3 separate regions of the Mus musculus genome follow, and regions 1 and 2 are each linked to region 3. The links are chromatin loops, found by intact Hi-C in ENCODE. Cell type or tissue: left cerebral cortex. All regions are shown on one strand. Region 1 holds the start of Golga7 (golgi autoantigen, golgin subfamily a, 7). Region 2 holds the start of Gins4 (GINS complex subunit 4 (Sld5 homolog)). Region 3 overlaps Ido2 (indoleamine 2,3-dioxygenase 2).

Region 1 (8,000 bases), 1.3 Mb after region 3:
TCACTTATTCTCAGCATCTTAAACAGCCAGGAGTCTCCAAATTCCCTGGCATTCACTACAAAGTGGAGCCTCTCTGGTCAAGACTGGAAGGTATTTGTCTGTAGGTATAAACACACATTTAAAAGGCAGTTTGAAGGCAAGCTAGCAAAAAACAAACAAAAAAAAAACAAAAAAAAATAGAAAATGAATGCAGATGCATATGGAAAGGTTATAGAGGAGGGTTTCTGTACAGAATGTGAAGCAAGCAGGTAACATTTTCAATCTTCATTTTCCTAGAAACCTAATGCTTCTATAGCGATATTCCTCTCTGTTTACTATGTACAATTTAACAGCGAAGAATGTCTCTCAATCGCTTGAATGCCTGTTTATCAAACAAAAAGCCCTGGGTTCAAGCCCCAGCATCCCATTACCCTAGCAATAGCCTACACCTGTAATCCCAGCACTTGGGCGGCAGAGGTAGGAAAATCAAAAGTTCAAGACTACCCTTAACTACATAAGTTGAGGCCAGTGTCTGGAATACAGGAGTAAGAAATAGATCTTTCTCAATACTTCTGATAGGGTAGCAGATTAGAAGCCACAGCACAGAAACTCAGTAACAGCGGGGAAAAAAAAATTAGTCAAGATGGTGCACAATAAGTTTTTGTTCTGTAGAGGCAAAGGAGATGGGAGGGCTGAGAATTGCAGCCCAGCTGCAGCCCCATTCAAATACAAACCACTTAACCAAATTAAACTGCAGTCTTACTGGACTGGAGAGCTTCAATCCATACTTGTGGTAGGCAGAAAAATGCCCTCAAGACACATGCACACTATTTTCTCAAGCCTATGATCATGCTAAGATAGGCAAACGGCAGTGTCTACAGTCTAGGGGGGAAATGTTTGCAAACCACGTGTCTGATGAAAGACTTTTCTTCAAAATATACAAATCCCCAAATTCAGTGAGAGGAAACCACACTGTTATGGTTTTGGAATGAGTTGTGTCCCTAGGGGGGTGGGGGCGGGGGTCTACAGGTAAAGATTTGGTCCTCAAGATATGGGGAGGTGTTATGGGGCCCTGTGGGACGTTCTTAGGTCAGTGGAGACGTGTCCTCAAAGTGGACTGTAGGACCCATCTTCTTCATCTGCTTTCCAGGTTAGAATAGATTCCCTTAGAACATCGGTTCTCAACCTGTGGATCAGGCTTCAGAGGCTGGACAACCCTTTCACAGGGATCACCTAAGACCATCAGAAACACACTATAGTTCAGAACCATAGCAAAATTACAATTATAATACAGAAATAATTTTATTGTTGAAGGTCACAACATGAGGAGCTGTGTTAAAGGGTCGTGGGATTAGGAAGGTTGAGAACTACTGCCTTAGGATGTGCCATCTACTGCAGAGGGACTGAGCCAATGGAGCTACTCAATCTTGGACTCCAGTTTCCAGAGTCATGTCTAAAATAAACAGCTCTTTATTGCATAAGAAGCCCGTGTCAGATATTCCAGTACACTGGTAGAATACTGACTACTGTACACATACTAAACAATGGAACCTATTAAGATGTATTCTTACCTAAACATTCATAAACACTTCTCCAGACTTCAGAGGGAAGGGACTGGAGAGACAGTTCAGTGGCAGTAAGTGCTTACTGTTTGTCTTAGTCAGGGTGACTATTGCTGTGACACTGGGACCCAAAAGCAAGTTGTGAGGAAAAGTGGCTTATACTTCCATGCAGTGGTCCATCATTGAAGGAATCTAGGACAGAACTCAAACAGGACAGAAATCTGGAACAGGAGCTAAAGCAGAGGCCATGGAGGGGTGCTGCTTATTGGCTTGTTCATCATGTCTTGCTCAATCTGCTTCCTTATAGAACCCAGGACCATCAGCCCAGGATAGCACCAACCACTATGGGTTGGGCCCTCGCCATTGATCACTGATTGAAAAAATGCCCTGGAGCTGAGTCTTATGGAGACATTTTCTTAACCTTGGTTCTCAACCTCCCTGATGCTGTGACCCTTTAGTAGTTCCAGAGACAGAATTAGTTGCTTTAACTGAAGTGTTTTGCAAACCAAGTCAAGGTACTGTGAAAAATGAATCTATCCTAAGTCTACCAAGGATGAAGGAGAAGAAGAAGAAGAAGAAGAAGAAGAAGAAGAAGAAGAAGAAGAAGAAGAAGAAGAAGAAGAAGAAGAAGAAGAAGAAGAAGATGATGATGATTAGTGTCTTAGTTAGGGTTTTACTGCTGTGAACAGACGCCATGACCAAGGCAAGTCTTATAAAGAACAACATTTAATTGGGGCTGGCTTACAGGTTCAGAGGTTCAGTCCATTATCATCAAGGTGGGAACATGGCAGCATCCAGGCAGGCATGGCGCAGGCAGAGCTGAGAGTTCTATGTCTTCATCCAAAGGCTGCTAGTGGAAGACTGACTTCCAGGCAACTAGGGTGAGGATCTTAAGCCCACACCCACAGTGACACACCCATTCCAACCAGGCCACACCTATTCGAACAAGGCGACACCTCCAAAAGGTGCCACTCCCTGGTCCAAGAATATACAAACCATCACAATTAGTTTTTGTTGTTATTGTTTTGTGTAATGAATAAGTGCATAAGATACATTAGATACTAAAAGTGTAAAACGTACTGTGAAGCTCCACAGCTTCTGTTCTGGGTGTCACTTCTAACTGGATAGAAGTTCATTTGTATAGATTTGGGGTCTGGCTAATTTTGGTGTGTGTTGTCTTTATTTATTTGCAAGCCTGTTAATAATAAAGTTTATAAAATTAAAAAGGGAAAAATGCCTTTACAGGATTCACCAATAAAAATAAATTGAAATCTCAACCTCTTTTTAAAAAAACATACACAGACTTGTAGGCTAATTCTATAGAAGCTTTATTTGCAATTCTAAAACTGGAAATTTCCTGTCTATCAACTAATGTGCTGGTTTCAGTATACTTGATCCAGGGATTGGCACTATTTGGAGGTGTGGCCTTACTGGAATGGGTGTGGCTATCTTAGAGGAACTGTGTTACTTTGGGGTTGGTCTTTAAGACCCTTCTCCTAGCTACCTGGAAGCTTGTCTTGTCCTGTTTGCCTTTGGAACTTTCAGTTCTTTCTCCAGCACCATCCCTTTCTGGAAGCTGCCATGCTTCCCACCATGATGATAATGGACTGAACCTCAGAACCAGTAAGCCAACCCCAATTTAATGTTACCCTTAATAAGAACTGCCTTGTAGCCGCGCGGTGGTGGCACACGCCTTTAATCCCATCACTCAGGAGGCAGAAGCAGGCGGATTTCTAAGTTCGAGGCCAGCCTGGTCTACAAAGTGAGTTCCAGGACAGCCAGGGCTATACAGAGAAACCCTGTCTCAAAAAACCAAACAAACAAACAAATAAAAAACTGTCTTGGTCATGGTTTCCCTTCACAGCAATGGAAACCCTGAGGCAGTACGTGAATGAATAAATGGGGAAAGTCACAGAAATGAAATTACGTATGGCACAACAGAGGAATCTCAGTAGAATCTATACAATAAGAAGGAGACGAAAAACTCTGATTCAATTTAAGTGAAAGTTAAGAAAACACAAGTTTGTTTCTAGTGACAGAAAGGTTAGTACTGGGCAAAGGGGGTCTGCTGAATGGCTGAAAGGTATGACTGTAAAGAGTAAGGAAGTTTTTAGAGGTGGTGTTTATTATCTTGATTGTACTGATGGTTTAAGGGCATGGACGTGGTAGAAGTTAACAAATTATGTCCACGTTAAATGAGTGGGTTTACTATACACCCTTTATTGGGATAAAGCTATTCATTTTTGAGACAGGGTCTCACCATGACGATCTGGCTGGCCTGGTACTATTTAGGTAAACTGGGGTGGGCTTGAACTCAGAGATCACCAGGGAGTGGACGACCTCTGCCCTGTCCCCCGCCCTATGCTGGAAATTTTTTTAATGCTATTTTTAAAACCCCAAAAGAGAAATCAATTATCGTGACAACTGATCAAGTATCTAATCAATTATCAGTATACTAAAAAGTTGTACTAGAACATCGCCACCACCAGACGTGCATAGGGATTTTCCTGGATGTCTTGCAAAGATACAGTCAGTAAAGTGGGGACCAATGAGAGAGAACTGTTGTTGGTCCAGTCGGGTCACCTAAGCGGGTATAGCTGGTGTACATGTCTCTGGGACGAAAAAAACCAACACCTCAAGAAGAATTGGAGAAGGGATGCAGGATAATGCAGAACAGGAATACCATCTCCTCACTCTCGTTCAAGAGGGTTCCAGGGGCCAAATGCATCCCCAGTAGTGCGCTTTGTAGTTGTAAATATCTGTGTCTGTTGGAATTGGAGAGTGACGGTTGTTTTTGTGGAGCGAGGTGGGTTAGCCCACGTGAAAGCTGGAACGCTTAATCAAGAAGGGAACTATTCCTGTGCCCACAAACCACTTCACCACAACCAACAGGGAATTCCGAGTCTCTAACCCCGGCGTCTTTCCCGGAACTCCCGGATCCACCGATCACGTCCACCTCATCATCATCATCTTCTTCCGCCCGGAAGGGTTTCATTCGCCTACACTAGGAAGACTTCTCTCCCAGCCACCGCGCACCTCACCGCAACGCGCAGCCGCGGAGGCGTCGCTTTACGGCCGGAGGGGGCGGGGTGTCAACGTGCGGCACAGAAGGTGTTCGGGAGAGGCTAGGTTTTTTTGCGACAGGACGTAAGCGGCGACGGAGGTGGCGCGACAGCTGCTGGAGGGCCGAGGAGGCGGGTTTGTGTTTCCAGGGCCGAACCAGGATGTGGGGGGGCGCGGGTCCTGGGCTTGGGTAGCTTGGAGTCCCTCGGCTACAGCCATGAGTGAAGGGGATCGGCGAGGGGGGAGGCCTGGGGCGTCTTTGGGCGGTGGGTGGCTCCGAAGGGCTGGCGGGCCGGAGAGCCGGCTCTAGGCCGGCCATCTGACCCCGTGTCTTGCCCGAACTCGCAGAGCGGCGGGTCCTGTCCTCGCCATGAGGCCGCAGCAGGCACCGGTGTCCGGGAAGGTGTTCATTCAGCGAGACTACAGCAGCGGCACGCGCTGCCAGTTCCAGACCAAGTTCCCCGCGGAGCTGGAGAACAGGGTATGCAGCCCGGCTTCCCCTGCTCCTGGCCCTGCTCCTGGCCCTGCCCCTGGCCCTGGGGAGGGGAGAGTCCCTGGAGCGGGAGGGAGTGTCTCACGGTTCGGGAGAGCATGAGACGTCAGGATTCATGGGAAAAGATATACGAAGGAGGTACGGTCTAGTATTTGGAGAAAGACCACTAAGGCTAATGCTCAGAGTACAGTGATCATATAGAACTTTTAGGATGCTGGCCCGCAGTCCACCCAAGAGTGTCCTTAACAGGATGCCGACACACACACACACACACACACACACACACACACGGTACTTGACACCTGGTTGAAGCTCACACACACACACACACTCACTCAGTTATTGACATCTTGATGAGGTGCTAATTCCTGGAACTCCAGGCCACCTCATACCTCCTGTGGTAACCTATATCCTACTGCCTCAGACACGCGAAAGACAGCGTCATAGTCATGACTGGTATCTGTGGTCACTGTGCTGGTCATACTGTTCAGCTGAAAGGGTTTATTAGGGATGTGCTCGGCAGTCCAGACAGGCCTTCTTGGAACCTGAAAAACGTACACGGTCCCGGGCAGGAACGGCAAAGGAACTTGTAGCTGAACCAACCCTGACTCCCAGTCATTATCACTGGGAACTTCCTGTTTGCCTTGCATATCAAAACGGTCATGGGGCAGAGGTCCTTTGGGCAACCTTGTAAACAAAGATGAGATTTGTGTACCATTCCTTCAGATTTAACCACACCAAAAAAAAAACAAAAAAAATCTACTCGTCTACCCAATGTGATCCTCCTTTTGTTCTTCAGCGATATTACTCAGATTCTATTTCCTGTTCATAAATCAGTTTCTGAAGGATGAGGAACTTGGAGGGTAATTAAGCATGGTGTGGGTGTGGGGCTAAGAAATGCTGCTTGTGGACTAGGTAGGTGGAGATGAGTGTGTACTAGAGAAATGTGTGCCAGCCATTTAAAATCAGAGGGGTGGTTTGTAGGCTGGGTGTGTGGCTTAGTGCACAGAGCCTGTTTTTTCCAGGTTGAAGGCCCAGGGATCTATCCCCAGCACTACATACTTACTCAGGCCAACTACCAGCTACTAGGAAATCTAAGGCTGGAAGACTGCATGTTCCAGGCCAGCCTAGGCAGTTTGAAAAGACCATGCTCTGAAATAGCTTGGAAAAGGTGGTGATCCTGAGATAATTCAATGGTAGACCACTTGTCTAGGATGTGTGGGGCTCTGGTTTCAATCCCAGTACTGACTGATTGTTAGGCTAGAAAATTCTTTATTTCATTACCTTCTCCTTAAGTGGGATTTATGGCTGTTGGCAAGTTAGTGGCACAGTTGCCCTTCTTGAACTGCAAATTAAAGATGAAGCAAGCTTTGAAAAGATACTGTGTAAACAGTGTGTGGTCATGGACACCTGTAACCTGGCGCCCAGGTGCCAGAGGCAGGAGGATCCTGAGTCCTAAGCCAGTATGGACTGCATTGCAAAACTCTTGTCTCAGGGAGAGTGAGGAGGGAGAGGATAACAGGTTTTGATTGACTTGTTTGTGACATGCCATTTAAAGGCCTCTGTTGGTTTATAAGTCAGACTTCTCTCTTTATTGAGCCAGGCACGTATATGCGACATCAGGCATTCGCCTTTCATTGTGGATGGTAGAACCTTTCCTTAATAATCTTAGGTTTAAAACCCCCATGTAGTCACACACACCTTTACAGGAAATTGATGCTGCTGAACTCTGCCGTCCAAATTGGTACTTGATTGACTTGCTAAACCGCAGAATGGGTAGTGGTGTGTGTGTGCTATGTGCCTTTGACTCTCTTACTGTTGAGTTAAACACTTACGTAAACCACTTGGGGAGGCTTTTATGGGTATGTGCTGATGATACGTTGACGTTCTCTTGACTTTGTGTGATGGGGCGTTGAGAGGCTTATTTCTCTGCTGACCTAGAAGTAGTGGTGCTGCGCTGCGCTGCGCTGTGCTGTGCTGCGCTGCGCTGTGCTGTGCTGTTGCCAGGTCTGGCTTTCAGTCCGTGGGAACATCACACTCGCCAGTGTGATGAGAAACTAATGCACAGATGTCCTATTTGACATGATATTTAAAAATGCACGCATGCTATTTGAGGGCACAGAATTGTGTCAGCTGAGCACTGTACTCCGCTGCCTGTTACAGTGTGATGCTTTGATGCCTGAGAGCCCAGCTGCCCCAGTCGTTCTTCAAACGAACCTTTGTTGTTGTTTTAGCTAGAATGCCAATGTTTTAGTCCCCCTAGTCTTCTGGGAGAAGAAAATCCAAACGGACTGTAGTAGAGACGAATTCTACTTAATCTAGTCAGCAGGAATAACCTTTGACTTTACGATATGTTTGTGATCGCTTTAGCTTCAGCAGTGTGTATTTCATCAAAAACAAAACTTCTGAGAAAACCATTCCTAGGTCCATTCCATTTTAAATGGTGTTTATTGGGCCATGTTTTGGTTGGTTGGTTGGTTGGTTGGTTTTTTGGGGTTTTTTGGGTTTTTGAGACAGGGTTTCTCTGTGTAGTCCTGGCTGTCCTGGAACTCACTCTGTTGACCAGGCTGGTCTCGAACTCAAAAATCTACCCGTCTCTGCCTCCCAATTGCTGGGATTAAAGGCATGCACTACCACTGCCCAGCATGGGCCATGTTTTTTTTTTTTTTTTTGGGGGGGGGGGTCCATTTTTGCATATCTCCAAATTTCCAATACAGTTTCTGAATTACTATCCAAAGACCTTTGGAGGACTGATGACTATCTTAATGTGCCTAGACACAACAGATTTTTAAAACTCCTGGATTTTTTCTCTAGAGCTTAAGTCCAGTTGTGTCACTTGATCACATTAAAATATAGCACAGACATATCATGTAGTCTGGATTTTTAAGCGACATTAACAGAAT
Region 2 (8,000 bases), 1.3 Mb after region 3:
ACTCTAGTTTTGTTACAAGTATAACTTAGGAGAAAAAATTGGTAGAAATAATACAGTATGTTGCTAATTTGTAACCTACTTTAAACTCTGATTTATAGCCTCACATACAGTATTCAGGGCACAGAAATCTTTTGATTGACTCAAGTAAGTTTTGGCTTCCGTGTAACTTCAAGTTAAAGTTAATTTTTTTCAGCTCTTCTTTATCTCTATACTCTCTTAGTATCGGAATTTCTTATGTTCTTTTAGGAATTTGAGAGCACTGTGTTTGGGAGAAGTTAGGAAACATAAGGAATGAATGAAGCAGTTGAACTTGGAGATACTGTAGGTGCTAATACTGGATCTAATCTTTCAGATTTAATTTGTTTTCTGGGCCTTGTAGTTACTCAGTAAACCCCTTAGATCTGTGTAATAATTTAATTGTATAACGCTCATTTGTTCCTTTAAAGCCTATTCTAGTCTGTCTGCCTTTTAAACTTGTTGCAATAATGTCGCCAAGATATAAACACATTAGTAAAACTTTTCTTAAATAAACCCTCTCTTGTCTTAGTCTATGTGATTTGATAAAGGGAATGCTATGGCATCTTATTTGGATGACAATATTGGAATAACTGATAAAGCATATCTAAGCATTTTTAATTTTTTTATTTAGCCTGTGCGTGCATGTGCGTGCTCTGTGTGAGTGTGCACATGCCATGCATGCACATGGAGGTCAGAATCATATCTTTCCTTCCACCATGAGGACACCAGGGATCAAACACAAATCAAGTTTGGTGGCAGGAGACTTTACCTGGTAGCATCTTACCCACCCTTACTTAATATGAATAGATAGTTTTCATTAGAAAAGAGTTATCAGAATTACTACTGTATCTTGGATCATCTGATGACTTTTAAAAAATAAGGTAGATATTTATCGAGAATACAAAATGGGACTGGTGAGGTGGCTCAGTGGATAAACAGACTTGCCACAACGCCCCATCCCACAGTTCATTCCCCCAGACCCACTTGATGGAAGAAGAGAACCAACTCCCACAAGTTGGAATGTGGCCAAGATGAGGTTCTGGACACTCAAGGTGGAGCTTCCTGGGCCTGCCAAGATGTTACCTTCTGACCTGTGACTCCAGCAGAGTGCTGAGCATGTATGAGGCCTGGCACGGAGAAATAATAAAATCTTCAGGTTCATAAGTCACCTTGTTTTTTTAAAGAATTTTCTGAAATTGGGTGTGGCTAGGCACACCTGGGATAGGAGGGCGGGTCTTGAGTTTAAGGGCAGACTGCTACAGAGTGAGACATTTGGGGACTGTCACTTACAGTTGGTTTTCTCTTTTTAAGAAAAGGCAAAGCCGGGTGTGGTGGTGCACACCTTTAATTCCAGCACTTGGGAGGCAGAGGCAGGCGGCTTTCTGAGTTCAAGGCCAGCCTGGTCTACAGAGTGAGTTCCAGGACAGCCAGGGCTACAGAGAAACCCTGTCTCGAAAAACCAAAAAATAAATACATACATACATACATACATACATACATACATACATAAGAAAAGGCAAAGAGGAGCCCTAAGAAACGACGCACTGACTGCTAGCATATGGTTCTTGATCACACATGTGTTCTCTGACCTCATTTCAGACTAGTTCATAGGCACGCCTTTAATCCCAGCACTCAGGAGGCAGAGGCAGGCGGATTTCTGAGTTCAAGCTACAAAGTGAGCTCCAGGACAGCCAGGGCTATACAGAGAAACCCTGTCTCCAAAAAAACAAAAAAACAACAACAAAAAAAAAGACATGAGCCAAATTCATATGCAAAATGTCTCGGTAACTACTAATCTGACATCTACCAAATGCCCAGGAACTTACTCAGACTGCAAACGTGCAACCGCTTTCCAGTTAAAGATTAGCATGTACAGCTCACCCAGTCTCATACTCCAGTTCCTGTTTGCATGGATGTTTCAAGGAGTGTATCTGAAAGCCACCACTAGTGCAAGGCATCACACCTGAGCCTTGGATGTATCAGACAGGCTCTCTGTACTGGGCTACGCTCTGCTCCCTGTACTTGTAATATGTGGCTTTTTTTATTTTCTATACGTTTGAAAATGTCTAGGTAATGCTCCCACGAAACAACTTGTATGTTGGGTATGGTGGCTAATTCCAGTAGAAGCAGCGGATCTCTGTGAGTTCAAGGCCATCCAGGACAACATAGTTAGATTAGCAGGGGTTGTGGAGGCAGGCTGTAGAGCAAACCACCTTGCATGTGTCTGTAAATTGCCTTGTCCGCAGTGATTGTCGCCCCTAGAAATGTTAAAGACAAAGAAGGAGAGGGAAAGAAAGGAAAGGAGAGGTGTGGAAAGTAACTTTCCTGACTTACAAGTGAGTGAAAGTAAAGAAGGGCCCAGTGTTGAGGGTAAAGCTGTATTACTCGCTTTCTGTAAAAGTCAAAGACAAGCCCCTCTCATAGACAAACACCCAGGGTGAGTTCAAGCAGTCACAGGACTCTCTGTAGGTCACGCCGGAAGCTTGTGATGGAGCAGTTTCTAGAATGACAGCTGCCTACAGAATCTGCTGTAATACACCAAACAGCCAAGGCTTCTGGTTTCTGGTTCTTGTCTCAGAAAATACAACTTCATAACCAACCTCACTAAGCTAATTTCTTATCACTCTGGGCTACTCTACAGATGTAATTTATTTTATCTGTTCCATGCTTATTTGATAATAAAATATCAATCTAATGATATGTGGAACAAAATATAAGCATCCTGTTAGCAGATGAATATTAAAATGTTTACGCCACCAGGAGGCAGAGGTGGGTGGATCTTTATGAGTTTGAGGCTAATCTGCTCTACATAACAAGTTCCAGGTTCGTCAGAGTTACATGATGAGGCCCTGTATCAAATAAAAATAAATAATGAAAATTTTTTGTACGTCAGTGATAAACTGTAGAAAGAGATTTTGTTTTACTTAGTTGCTGGGGACTGGACCCAGGTTAAATGCTAAGATTGTACTGTACCACTGCACCACATTCCCCCGCTCCCATCTATACAAATCATTTTAATTTAAAAAATAGGTATAATACCAAGAATCTTTAGGCTACCACAAATTCAAATTTCCATAACTTTCTATTAGTCCTGTTATTTCTTTTTGTTGTTGTTGTGGTTTTGTTTTTGTTTTTCGAGATAGGGTTTCTCTGTGTAGCCTTGGCTGTCCTGGAACTCACTCTGTAGACCAGGCTGGCCTCAAACTCAGAAATCCACCTGCCTCTGCCTCCCAAGTGCTGGGCTTAGAGGCCTGTGCCACCACACCCGGCTCAATCCTCTGTTATTTCTTACTCTTTCAAGTAGTAATATGTCAGGATGCATAATTTATAGGTATATAAAACTATAAAAATTTGCAATCTGATTCCATCTCTGAAGCTAATTAGGAAGTTTGGCACTTAAAAAATATAAGGGGCTAGGGGCTGGAGAGATAGATAGCTCATTGGTTTAGAGCACTTGCTCTAAACCAGAGGACTGGAGTTTGGTTGTCGGTACCCATGTGGAACAGCTCATAACCACATGTTATGAGCTCCATCAGGATCCAGTGCATTCTTCTGTCCTCAGCTGGCACCACACTCATGTGCAAGCACACATACTAACATACATGAAAATAAGGAAATATATCTATAAAAATAATCTTAAGGGGGCTCAGTGGGTAACAGCACTTGCTATGCGATCGTGACCTGAGCATGTACCACATGCGTATATTGCATTCACACTCACTAAAAAGGTAGAATCCTAGAAAGTCAGTAGGCATTCTTTCATCACCAAAAAGAACAACTCAAATAACATTAGAGAACAACTCTGCGCAAAAAAAAAATGTAAAGGAAGGACAATGGAGTGAGTCTCTTAAATGTAGTTTCAACACACATATATGAATCTGTGAACAGGTTTGGCAATGGAACCAACCCACACACAGTAAATGTTAAAGGAAGGAAGGAACTGGGCCCTGTACCGATTCGCCACAAGACGGCGCTGCCTGGTTTCCTTACTGTGAGCCGAACGCCCCCACGTGGCCGTCCCGAGACGGTGCCACCCGGCACTTCACTCCCGGCCTCCTTCCCCGCCTTCCGGAAGTATGTTCTATAGCTCGGCAAGAGCCCGCCCCGGGGTAGGCGGGGCCAAGGGGCGTGTGTCCGCTTTCCCCTGGGCCTGATTGGTTAGTGCTCCCGCAGCGCGGAGACGTTTTCCTGTCGACGCTGTGTTTGGGGAAAGGAGCGCGGGAGCTGTACCGCTGCTGGTCGGGTCTGTGGGCCGCGGGCTTTCCGCGCGATCTCCGGCGCCCACCGCTCGGGGAGCCTCAGTCCGTGGTGTCCCCCGAGCGTGCCGGCTAGGAGAGAAGGGAAGAGGGATCCCTGAGCCGTGTAGCCGCTTTGAGTGCCAACTGCGAGGTGAGCGCTGGAGTGTCCAAGCGACCCCGGGTCAGTTGCAGCTGAGGACGCGATGTGCCGAGCACTTGACACGATGCACTTTTCTCATTTGAACCGAATGGGCTCCTGGGCCACTGAGGCAAAACGCTGCTCCTGGCGACGACAAGGAGCATTGCGGTTTAGTGTGGTATCTGCCCAGGTCCAGGCCCATGCAGCGGGAAAGATTAGGAGAGAAACCGACCAAGGGACTAAACCCAACACTGAAAAATCAGTCTCTGATTTCGCCATCCCTGGCCAGTGCACCCCCTTCAGCCCCAATAAACTTGTCCCTAAATGCCTTTTCTTGCAAGTAAGTGGGAGAAGCTTTTCAGGGTGTTGGTTTATTTTTCAGGTGTAGGTTCCCGGTTGAGAAACGATGACGGAGGTTCTGGATCTCCACGGACAGGACTCTGATGGGGGTAGTGAGGAGATGGTCCTAACTCCTGCAGAGCTCATTGAAAAGCTGGAGCAGGTAAGCACCCCAAATATGTCCCGTGTTCTTAGCTCTTAACTTACTCCAGGTGTGCAGTACCACGGCTCAGAAAATAAGGAAACAGAAGATTTGTTTCCAAAGAGCAGTGTTTGTAACATCTGCATAAAAATAGGAAGCCAGAAAGCAGGGCCTTCTTTAGGAGTCTCATCTTGTCAGTCTTCAAGGATGGCTAGTAAAAGTAGGCTTTGGACACATGTAGTAGAATGTTTCACAAAGCAATGCTCTGCTGTGCTATTTTGAGGACGTAAAGATGTGTGTGATCTGTAGAGAAGCATGCCATTTCTCTATAGTAGTCTCTTCCTCTGTTTCCTCCCCCATTGGAAGATATCTGCTCTAACAAGAAATTGCCATCCCTTTTGGTCATAATAGCAGTGATTATTTCTTGCATAGTTGTTGTTGTCGTCGTCGTCTTCTTCTTCTTCTTCTCCTTCTCCTTCTTTCTCCTTCTCCTTCTCCTTCTCCTTCTTCTTCTTCTTCTTCTTCTTCTTCCCCTCCTCCTTCTTTTCCTCCTCCTCCTCCTCCTCCTCCTCCTTCAATAATATCTTCTCATGAACCTCGGGTAGTTTAGGAATTCTGAACATGCTTGGGGTTTTTTAGGTTTTGTTTTTGCTTTTTGTTTGTTTGTTTTAAGTTTGTTTTTGAGATAGGGCCTCACTATGCATCACTGGCCGGTCTTGAACTCTCAGAGTTCACCTGCCTCTGCCCTCTGTGTGCTGGCAGTAAAAGCATGCACTGTGTTGCCCTATAAGTTCTGGGACATTCATGGCGTATACTATTGAGTGTTCTTTAGAGGACAGTTGACCATGGGTACCCACCTCCAGTGGATACCTCTACAACATAGCCCCTACAACCAAGGCTCAGGGAACGCCAAAGAAGAGAGAGCAGGAAGAGACAGAGGACCAGGACATCTGCTGCAGGGTTATCCTCTCTATATGTCAGGGAGGCTGTGCCCATGAGAGCTCAGGAATATTGCTGCTTAGACAGGACCCAAACAATGAATGACAATGGCATTCCAACACGGATGGGGAACCTCACAAGGCCCCACCCCTAAGTGAGCTGCAGACGAATAACGACAGCTGAGAGAGGAAGATTATTAGTCTTCCTCGGGATGAGGTCCCTAAATGGTTATCCAGTGCCAAATGGCCATCCCTGAAAACAGACAGACGAGCAACACCGCATGAATCCAGCAGGTTCTATCTATGCATTTATTTGTATATATAGGTAACAATAATTTAAAAGAGGCCATGAATTTTGAGATGGAGTCGGGGGATATGGTTGGCATTGGAGGGAGGAGAGGAAGAGGGGATGATGTAATTGTACTTTGACTAAACTTTAAAAAAATAAAAGGTTCATTGGGTCTTTCTTACAGTGCAGAGTTTCTCATTTCGGTGATTGTGTTTGTTTGGTTGGACTGTATAATCAAACAGATGAGTGGCTTCCCCAGGGTTTTACTGTGTGTAAGAGGCTGAGGTCAGTGTCCTGGCTGGCTGGTCTCTCCTTGGCCTGTGGTGGCTGTCTCCGGTGTCTTCGCTTGTTCTTCTCTCTTGGCTGTGTCTGTGGTAACATTTTGTTTTCTGAAAAGGACGCCAGTCACCGAGTCAGGTCCCATCCTGGTGACTTTGTATTAGCGCCCTCACTTTTTCTAAAGATACAGTAGCAACAACAAAAGAAAGTATTTAGAAAGAGTAAGTGTAAGTCAGGGGTGGCGGGCGGCCAGTCTGCTCTGCATAGCCAGTTCCAGGCCAGACTACACAGTGTGCTGTCTCAGAAAAGGAGAAAGAAGGAAGAAACTTGATGGTGCCGGGATCGGTAAGGAAGTAGAAAGGTGTTCCAGTTGATGCTCTTAGATGACAGGTAAGGCTCGTGTATCATGTGGCATTACTGAGAACTTACCATAGTGATGAAAGAAGTAAGTCAAATAATCTTAGGTTGAATAAAAGCCCCTTCCTAAGAGAAGAGATGGGAAGGCTGCCATACATCATGAGCTGTCCCCAGAGTATTCGTCCAGCAGAGAGCCTTCTACGTGAGACACCTGCAGCTTTCATGGGCCTGGGAGCTGTCTCTAGTGTGCTTTGCTCCATTGTGAGGATCACTCATTTCTCCTGTATTGCTTTTTAGGCCTGGATGAATGAAAAGTTTGCCCCTGAGCTCCTGGAAAGCAAGGCTGAGATTGTCGAATGCGTCATGGAACAGCTTGAGCACATGGTAAGAGTAACTTGTCTCTGGACTGCAGAGGAATAGAGAGCTGAAAGCATTTGATCAGCAAGGTGAAGTGTGGTCTGTTTGCTTGGCTCAGCCCAACACTTTAAAATATAGTTACCAGCTATCTCAGTCACGGTTCTCTAAAGGAACGACTGAAAGACTGAAAATCTATGTTTATTATGGTGGCTGACAGGTTGTGGTCTGGCTAGTCCAACAATACCTGACGCCCAGCAGAAAAGCCAAGAATCTGATAGTAAGTGGTTTGTTCCAGTAGGGTAGATGTCTCAGCTCATCTTCAGTATGTGTTAGGATCGTGTGTCCTGCTACTAGGGAAATAACACCTCAAGAGCCGGGTAGATGAACTTGCCGTCAAGAGTGAGGGCAAGCAGGCAAAAATCAAGAGCCGCCTTTCCCTGTGTCCGTTTATGTAGGCTGCCCACAGAAGGTGTGGCCCAGATTTGAAAGTCAATCAGTCCACCTCAAATGATCGGATCAAGAAAAGTCCCTCACAGCTGTGCCCAGCTGCTTGGGTTCCAGCTGACTCCAGGTGTGGACAAGATGGCAACTAAGATTGGCCATTGCATCAGTGTTTATAAACTACAAGAGTTCCTATCACATTTTTGGCTTAATTTTTATTGTATGTGTATGAATGTTTTGGTAGCACAGATATTTCTGTGCTGAATGCATGCCTGGTGCCCACAAAGCCCAGAAGAGAGGATATCAGACTCTCTGGAACTCAGGCTACAGGGGGTCATTAGCCCACTGTGTGAGTACTAGGCACCAGACCTGGGTCCGCTGTAAAAGCAGAAGCGCTCTCCACTGCCAAGCCCTCTCTAGCCCGAGTTGCTATAAACACCAGCATGGCAGCTTCCTGTGAACA
Region 3 (8,000 bases):
CTCCTGTCTCCTCTTCTTCCTCCTCTTCCTCCTCCTCCTCTTTCTCCTGTCTCCTCTTCTTCCTCCTCTTCCTGGTACAGTTTCCAGAGGTTCTGTTTATCATGTGCACAGTGTATTCCATCTCTGGGTTTTGCATCTCTTGAAATGTGTTCTCATAACCAGCATTCTCACCGGGTCTCTCCCATGAAGCATGTGTAGGGTATAGGTGTGGAACATTCAGAGAATTCGTGCTTGGTCTCCAGGTCGCTTATCACAGGCAACCGTGATGATTTTCTCTGCCAGTAGAATATACTAATTGTCTGGATTCCTGTCCTAAAGGTGCTGCCAAGATCTCTTGCCATTCCTTTTGTTGAGGTATCCAGGAACTTGGGACTCCCGCCTATCCTGGTCCACTCTGACCTGGTGCTGACAAACTGGACCAAAAGGAACCCAGAAGGGTAAGGAGGGAAAGGATTCCTTCAGTTAGCAGCAGATTGAGAAAAGACTCAGGACTTGAACTGTCTTCGCAGAAAAGACTCAGGGTCTTAGGGCTGTTTTATAGTGAGCTGTGTGCTCCCATTCATTTAATTTAGGGTTCCAATAAAAGGGAATGCACACATTTAAACCTGAGACATTTCTTCTTCCTGGGCTCTCAGGCACACTGGCTTGCTGCTTCCAGTGCCCATCTGGATCTCTTAATCAGACTGTCAGCCTCCAGCTGTAATAATGACACTGGGCTGTTTTTTCTCAGCATGTTCTGTGTTCCATTCAAGTCAGGTTAGGATGGGGTGTCTGGAGGTGATCTCTATGGTTCTGAATAAATGATTTCACGTGGGTGGAATTCTGATTCACACCATCTATTCTGTCTAGTTTACACCATTCCACACTTGTCCCGGGCACAAAAGCATCTGTTTATTGACTTTTCAACAAACAACCAATCCATGGAAACTTCATTTTCACAGTTGAATCTGTCTCAGGCGGTCGACGCAAGGCAGCATTTACTTTTGTTATAAATTAAAACAGCAAACAAGAAGTCCAGGCTGGACATAAAGGGACCTTTCTTGGCATGCTGGTTGTAGGTAGCCATGCAGTGCTGAAAGAGATGGTTGAGATCTGCTGTGGACCCTTTCAAGAGACCCTTCCTTTTAAGAACTGGGGAGGGCTCCTCTTATCTACAGTCTGCTGAGCCTTAGAACTTCATGCTTTCTGGGATGATGATGTCATATGACGATGATGTCATATGATAATGTTACATGATGTCATACGATGTTGATGTTGTATGGTGATGCTATATGATGAATGGTATCATGATGGCATCATATGTTGATGATAAGCTTGTTTGTGACTGGGGACTGAATGAACCTTCACCTGTGAGGCAGGAGCTCCACCCCTGTTTTCTATCCCCAGCCCTCTCTTCAGCGTTTATTTAGATACAGTTTCTCTCACAATGCCAAAGCTGACCTGAAATTCACACTGTAGCATAAGCAGTCCCTGACTTGGTGATCCTTAGACCTCCTCAGCCCCTTGACTATCTGCCACTAACAGCATGCACAACCAGGCCTGACTTGGTCTTTGACCAATTATACAGCAACGAAAAACTGATCTGCATTGAAAGCTACTAAATCTAACTTAGAATTGGAGTAGGTGAGATGATAAATATGTGCGCCTGGACTATTGTGAAGCTGGGTTTGTGATTCAAGGGAAATTGGGAGATGAAGTCTTAAGGGAGGTGACAGGGTTGAAAACAACCCCAGGAAATGAATGTCCCATCAAGTGAGGTACAGCACCCAGAGATGCAAATGCAAGCCTGGAGCTCCCCCACCGTATTTCTTCTGAGCCATCATCTTCCTGAGTCTTTTAAGATGTCTACCCAGGGCTTATTAAGTGCTTTGAAGAAATGAAAGAAATAGAAGCAACACCCCCCCCCACCTCCACCCCCACCACCCAAACAGTTCAGTATTGAGACAAAGTAGCTCTTAACACAAGTCAAAGAACAACATAAACAGTATCTTCAGAACTCCAGGGGGAACAGCAGGGAAAGCATGGTGCCTGACCAGACGCTGATGTAAGGCCACTCCTAACAGGTGGGTAGGATTAGAGTAACTGAAGTGGGGTCTGCACCGAGAGGCAGCTAGAGAGAGGCAAGCAAGAATGTGTACATACACAGACACACGACACGGGCTGTCAAGTGAGATCTGGTTTCTGCTGTCACCCAGTGGCTCACTGTCCATCCTAGGTGGGTCCTGATCCGTACATGTGCCAGGGCATTGCAGATGAGTGTGGGAGCCTGGGTACCCGGGACCTCAAGAATTATATCTGGTTACTAACTAAGTTGTTTTCTTTTTTTTTTTCTTTTTCTCTTTGTTATCACCAATAACTATTATGCGACCAGACCGTTGGAAATCAGGTAAGATGTGCCTTTAGAACCACCCACTGTTACCTTTAAAGGCTTGTGATAAAGCAAGAGGGTGGCATGGTCAGCTGTATGGATGGAATAGCATCAGCTGTCTATGAACTCCTGAAAATTCGAAGTGCATTAAAAAGTCAATAGTCCAAGCAGTAGCTCTGATGGAGGTTAGCTTCTAGGGGTGCAGGGATTAATTTTTCTTAACCACATTTTCCTGTATGTCCATGATTTAAAAAAAAAGTGTAGTGTAAGAAAAGAAACCGTGGCTCTGTGAAAACTGGCAGAGATTTCTTATTTCTGAAGAACATCAGCAAAAGGCCAGAAACAGGCAGGTCACAGTGACAGAAGGGTCCCTTTGTAATCCCTTCTTACCTGATGGGCTGGAGCCCTTGTGAGTAGGTGTGGTCTATAGTCATAGGCTCCACCTTCCCCGGGGAGCAGAGCTAGCAGAGGAGCCAGAGTCACATCCTGCGCTCTCTCTCTCTCTCTCTCTCACACACACACACACACACACACACACACACACACACACACACACCCTCCTCAGCTCTGTGGAGCATACAGGTGGATGGCAAATATTCCCCAGGCTAACACCTCTGCTGGACCGAGGAGATGTGTGACTCACCTCCGCTTTGCTGTTTTGAGGTTTGAGGCTGGGCTTTGCTTATGTTTGAGATGCTGGGGACAACGCAGATGTGTGCAGATACTCATCTGGGTTCTGTATCAGGTCAGATTTGGCTCTGATGGGAAGACAGGACAGCAGCAGGTTGATTAGAAATGACCTCCCTCCTCCTCCTCCTCCTCTTCTTCTTCTTCTTCTTCTTCTTCTTCTTCTTCTTCTTCTTCTTCTTCTTCTTCTTCTTCTTCTTCTTCTTCTTCTTCTTCTTCTTCTTCTTCTTCTTCTTCTTCTTCTTCTTCCACACATTATATTCTATCCACAGTTTCTCCTCCCCTACTCCTCCCAGTCCTCCTCTCACTTCTCCTTTCCCTAGATCTACTCCTACTTTTCCAAAAAAAAAAAAAAAAAAAAGCAAGCCTCCTGGAGCTATCCTCCAAACCTGCCCTGACATAGTTACAAACAGCAGCCCCTCATTTCAAGGCTTGATGAGGCAACCCACTAGGAGGACAAGGATCCAAAGAGCAGGCAAGAGTCAGAGACACTCTTCCACTCCCACTATTCGGAGTTCCACAGGAACACGAAACTACACACAACCACAACATATGAGCAGACGGCGTAGGTCACGCCGATGCAGGTTCTGTGATTGTCACTTCAGTCTCTGTGAGCCCCCATGAGGTCGGCTTGTTTTTGATTCCGTGGGCTGTGTTCTCCTGGCGTTCTCAACCCCTCTGACTACTGTAGTCTGTCCTGCCCCTCTTCTGTAGCGTTCCTGGAGCTCCACCTACTGTTTGGATGTGGTAATGACAGGCTTCCGGCCGCGGTTCTGTGGCAGCAATTCATCCTTGGGTTAGAACTCTAGTCAGGCACGCAGGCACACACCCATAATGGTCATAGTTCTCAGGTCATAGGAATTTGGCTCTAACTGATCTGATTTTCTTCTTTTCTTGGTCTCTTCCTCCAGTAACCTGGAAACCATCATCTCATTTCCGGGGGGAGAGAGCCTGCGGGGCTTCATCCTAGTGACAGTCTTGGTGGAGAAGGCAGCAGTGCCCGGCCTTAAGGTATCTTCTTACTCACCCGGCCCTCTCCCTATGGTGGTTTTCCCCACGTGGACAGACAGAGGCCTCCTCCTCCTAGGGTTGACGATGAAGAGACATATCTGAGTTCTAGCCTGTGGTGTCAGTGCCCTTTTAGCCTGGAGTGAACCGACTTCTCCGTCTACACCCAGGTACCACACGCTGAGTGCAACAGACACCCACTGCGCTAGCTGTTCCACTTCATGGACCTGCAGAAGCTAGAGACTCAGAGGTCAAAAAGAAAAAGACTGTTTTATGGAAAGGCAGATAAAGGCATATCCATGCATATCTGTAGGGATGCCAGAGTAGAAACGACTGTGATATGGGAAACCCAGAAGGAATGAGAAAGCACTTGTGTTGAGGCTCTTGATGTCACAATTTACGCTCCAGAGATATTCCAGTAGTGTGGGCTACTCCGTGGCGATCTGCATCCCGCGGGGGTTTTAATAAAAAAAGTTACTTCGTAGCACCTCAACTGAGAACGTGGATCTTATTCCTAGGCCCTGGTTCAGGGAATGGAGGCCATTCGGCAACACAGTCAGGACACCCTGCTAGAAGCCCTGCAGCAGCTGAGACTCTCCATCCAGGATATCACCAGAGCCTTGGCCCAAATGCATGGTAAGATACTGGAGCAGCGTCTCCAGTGGCCTGGACTTGGGCAGGTCCTACGTGGATGATGGTGGTCCATCTCTCCACAAGATGGCGCTAGTGTTCTATATTTAGCGTAAAGCGTCCCAGTCAGAGAATTGTTTTTTTTTTTTTTTTTCCAGTCGGCAGAAATATTTTTTTTAGAATCGTTCTTTATAGTTTCGTGTGGTTGGGGTAGCTTCCCTTCTCCAGGGTCCAGATACGACTTTGGCATGCTGATCTCTTAACGAAGCCTGGGAGATTGGATGGGCCACAAGGGGGAATGTTGGTTATACAGGTTAGGCTTGCTGGCGGGCAGGGCTGTCCCGTGGGGGCGTCTGTAAGGCCCTCAAGAGTCATTTGCTTTTCCTCTCTGACCATGTTACAAATCCAGAAAGACCCTCATGATCCGCTGAAGGAGGTCCAAGGACCCGGAGAGCTCCCCAATTAGACTCCTTCCAAGCCATCTGATCCTGAGACAAATTTCTCTATGTGATGACTTTTTTTCAAGGTTTTAGAACTAGCTGTATTCACACACGTGGCGAAGGAGAAGGACACGTGTCCACACTTTTCAAAGATGGCAACAGTATCCTCCACACCATCCCATGAAGCCCTTAGTGTGGGCACGCCCTCCTCGCGTCTCCGGATGGAGGATATGTCCTAGCCTCTGAAATACTTGCAGTCAAAATAGGGCACTAGTGAGGACAGTTTAGTCCAGTGTTCAGTGAGTTTTCATCCCCAGTGCTGAGACGCCATGGGAAGGGCAGTGTTCCTGGCACACAAGCAGGCTGACAACAGCCTATCAGACAAGGACACACAGCTAAGGGGCTAAGGGCTGTCCGATGATCCTTACTCAGTGTGGCACTGAGGAGCGGAAACAGGTCGCCACCACCTTGCCTCTATGCAGGCACCTTGCCAGCAGTACAGAGTCAGCAAGGGGAGGCGCTTGCCATACTATAACAGTTACCATAAAAGAGAGATCATGTTTAAAAACAAAATCAAACGCTGGAAGGCATAGGCAGGGGGTCGTGCGTGTCCTTGGCACGGAGTCTGGTCTGCATGGGCTGCTTTTGTGTGTGATTCGGAGAGCGTGGCTGGGTGGATTCCCTCCACTCCCAAACCCCCAACTAGATTTTACCAATAACCAATCACTGTGTTTAGAGCCCAGCTTCAGCAAGCATCCTGGGTTTCCCTCAGGACATCCTTCCTTCCTTCCCAGGCATGTAGGGTCCATAAAAATGCCTTTTGTGGACATCGGAGGCCCACTGCGCTGCAAGCCAAGTCCCCAGGCCTTTGCCCAGCCTAACATAGTTGTACAAATAAGGTTTGTTTAATGCCATTTGCAAGCAAAAATTCTCCACTGAAATATGGTCCCAGGACTGTTCGTTAGCTCTTACGTAAGAAATGATTCAGGAAGAACAGGTTGGAAATATAATCCCCCATACTTTCTTCTGAAGTTTTCATCTTTTATACTTAAGTTCTTAACTCATCTATTATCATCTGCATGTGCTATGAGATAGCAAATGAATTCAATCTCCCTCCTGCAGGTAACGTCCACATGGTCTCTCCTTAGATTTGGTTAAAGGAGCAGGTTTTCTGCAGTGGCCTCTGCTCTTTCCCTTTGGGTGTGTCTCTCTGCTCTGGGTGCCCTTAGTCTCTTCTTCCTTTTCTCTGGAAAGTTCCCTCCCTGGTTTTCTTCTTCAGGGGCCTGGCTGTCTCTCGGGAGCCTTAGCAGGAACCACAAAAAGAAACACAGAAACCAAACCCTCAAATGGGGACTTAGTTCAAGCTGCATTAAGTATGGATTCTGATATTATACGTGCAATTTCTATCACGGAAGGAAAACAGGCCAAGGGACTAGAAGCAGCATAAAATATTAGTCTGCATTTCCTGATGACTTCTTCTAACTCATTTGTCACGGTTGCTGGGTGGTCTTTATCTGTCACATGCTGTCTTGACACAAGGACCCCTCTCTGGTATACACCTTCATTGGCTACCCAGTTTCCCTGTGTGAGAATTCAGCATCTGCATTTTCATGCGCAGGGTTCCTTGAGTTTCTTCCAAAGGAAGGCAGATGCCTAAATTCTGTTTTATCAACAGTTATTTGCATTCTTGTGTGTGGCAAACATATCTTTTTATTTAGTTACTTCTGCGCTGTTTGTTTCTACCTTATAGAATGAAGCAGGTATTTAAACGTTAACTTGGAATCCAGCCCTTTGGTAAACTACATTCTTATTGATTACAGCAGTAATTTACAGGGTTAGCTGGGTTTCTATGCAGAGATCTTGTTGCTGAGACGTATGCTTAGGTTCATCATTAATTATCTTTTTCTTAAAAATAATTTTCCCTCACATAATATATCCTTCCCCTTTTCTCCCCTCAGTTTCTGCCCACCTTCCCTCCCACCCAGATCCACCACCTTCTGTGTTACACTGGAAAACCAACAGGCTTCTAAGGGGTAATAATAAAATAAAGTAAGAGAAAACAAAAACTATCATGTTAAGTTGGACAAGACAAACAAACAGATGGAAAGGAGCCTGGGAAAAGGCACATGCACACACACACACACACACACACACACACACACACACACCAAGAGACAAAAAGTCAGCTGTAAGTGCACATGCATCCACACACTCAGGATACCACAAAACACTAAACCAGAAATCATAGCATATATACAAAGGACCTGTAGGGTAAAAAAAAAAAAAAAAAAAAAAAAAAAAAGTGTGTGTGTGTGTGTGTGTGTGTGTGTGTGTGTGTGATAGAGAGAGAGAGAGAGAGATGGGGGGAGGGAGAGGGAGAGGGAGAGGGGGAGGGAGGAGAAGGAGAGGGAGAGGAAGAGAGGGAGGAGAGGGAGAGAGAGGGAGAGAGGGAGAGGGGGAGGGAGGAGAGGAAGAGAGGGAGAGAGGGAGAGGGAGGAGAGAGAGGGAGAGAGGGAGAGGGGGAGGGAGGAGAAGGAGAGAGAGAGGGAGGAGAGGAGGGAGGGGGAGGGGAGGGGGAGGGGAGGGGGAGGGGAGGGGGAGGGGGAGGGGAGGAGAAACAGACAGAGAGAGACAGACACAGAGATATGAGACAGAGAGACAGATCCTGTCTAGAGCGCTGGCGAGTTTTATGTGAACTCAGCACATATAGATCATCTAAGAGGAGAGCTCCTCAGTGCAGAAGAGGCCCTCATAGGGCAGGGCTGTGCTCAAGCCTGTGGGGCATTTTCTCAATTAGTGATTGATGGGGAGGACCCAGCCCATCGTGAGTGGAGCCACCCCTGGGCTGGTGGTCCAGGTTTCTATAA

Evidence for each region. Peaks named below come from ENCODE experiments on the same cell type or tissue, not always from the same donor. Only the 100,000 strongest peaks of a DNase experiment are listed, where the experiment ranks them.
Region 1: it touches region 3 in a loop (3-fold over the local background); 3 of 42 quality-filtered maps call a loop at or near these places.
Region 2: it touches region 3 in a loop (3-fold over the local background); 2 of 42 quality-filtered maps call a loop at or near these places.

The regions. Positions count from the first base shown.
Region 1 is chr8:23,253,759-23,261,758 of GRCm38, reverse strand. It overlaps Golga7 (golgi autoantigen, golgin subfamily a, 7), which reads left to right and starts at 4,679. Exons shown (of 5, transcript NM_020585.2): 1 at 4,679-5,085. The coding sequence starts at 4,975. In left cerebral cortex, a CTCF peak has its summit at 4,040; DNase peaks (open chromatin) are centred at 4,093, 4,624, 5,602 and 7,184; H3K4me3 peaks cover 2,250 bases; H3K27ac peaks cover 1,241 bases.
Region 2 is chr8:23,233,877-23,241,876 of GRCm38, reverse strand. Gins4 (GINS complex subunit 4 (Sld5 homolog)) reads left to right here and starts at 4,209. Exons shown (of 8, transcript NM_024240.6): 1 at 4,209-4,407; 2 at 4,778-4,897; 3 at 7,037-7,123. The coding sequence starts at 4,802. It overlaps Golga7 (golgi autoantigen, golgin subfamily a, 7), which reads left to right. Exons shown (of 5, transcript NM_020585.2): 5 at 1-551. Gm39141 (a long non-coding RNA gene) reads right to left here and starts at 4,097. Exons shown (of 3, transcript XR_870246.2): 1 at 4,009-4,097. In left cerebral cortex, CTCF peaks have their summits at 2,772 (motif pointing right) and 4,002; a DNase peak (open chromatin) is centred at 4,069; H3K4me3 peaks cover 857 bases; H3K27ac peaks cover 657 bases.
Region 3 is chr8:24,543,206-24,551,205 of GRCm38, reverse strand. Ido2 (indoleamine 2,3-dioxygenase 2) reads left to right here. Exons shown (of 10, transcript NM_145949.2): 4 at 319-437; 5 at 2,372-2,386; 6 at 3,967-4,066; 7 at 4,582-4,699. Among named protein-coding and RNA genes, the nearest start is that of Ido2, 29 kb to the left of the region's middle. In left cerebral cortex, CTCF peaks have their summits at 3,789 (motif pointing left) and 4,770 (motif pointing right); DNase peaks (open chromatin) are centred at 3,792, 4,764 and 5,300; H3K4me3 peaks cover 503 bases.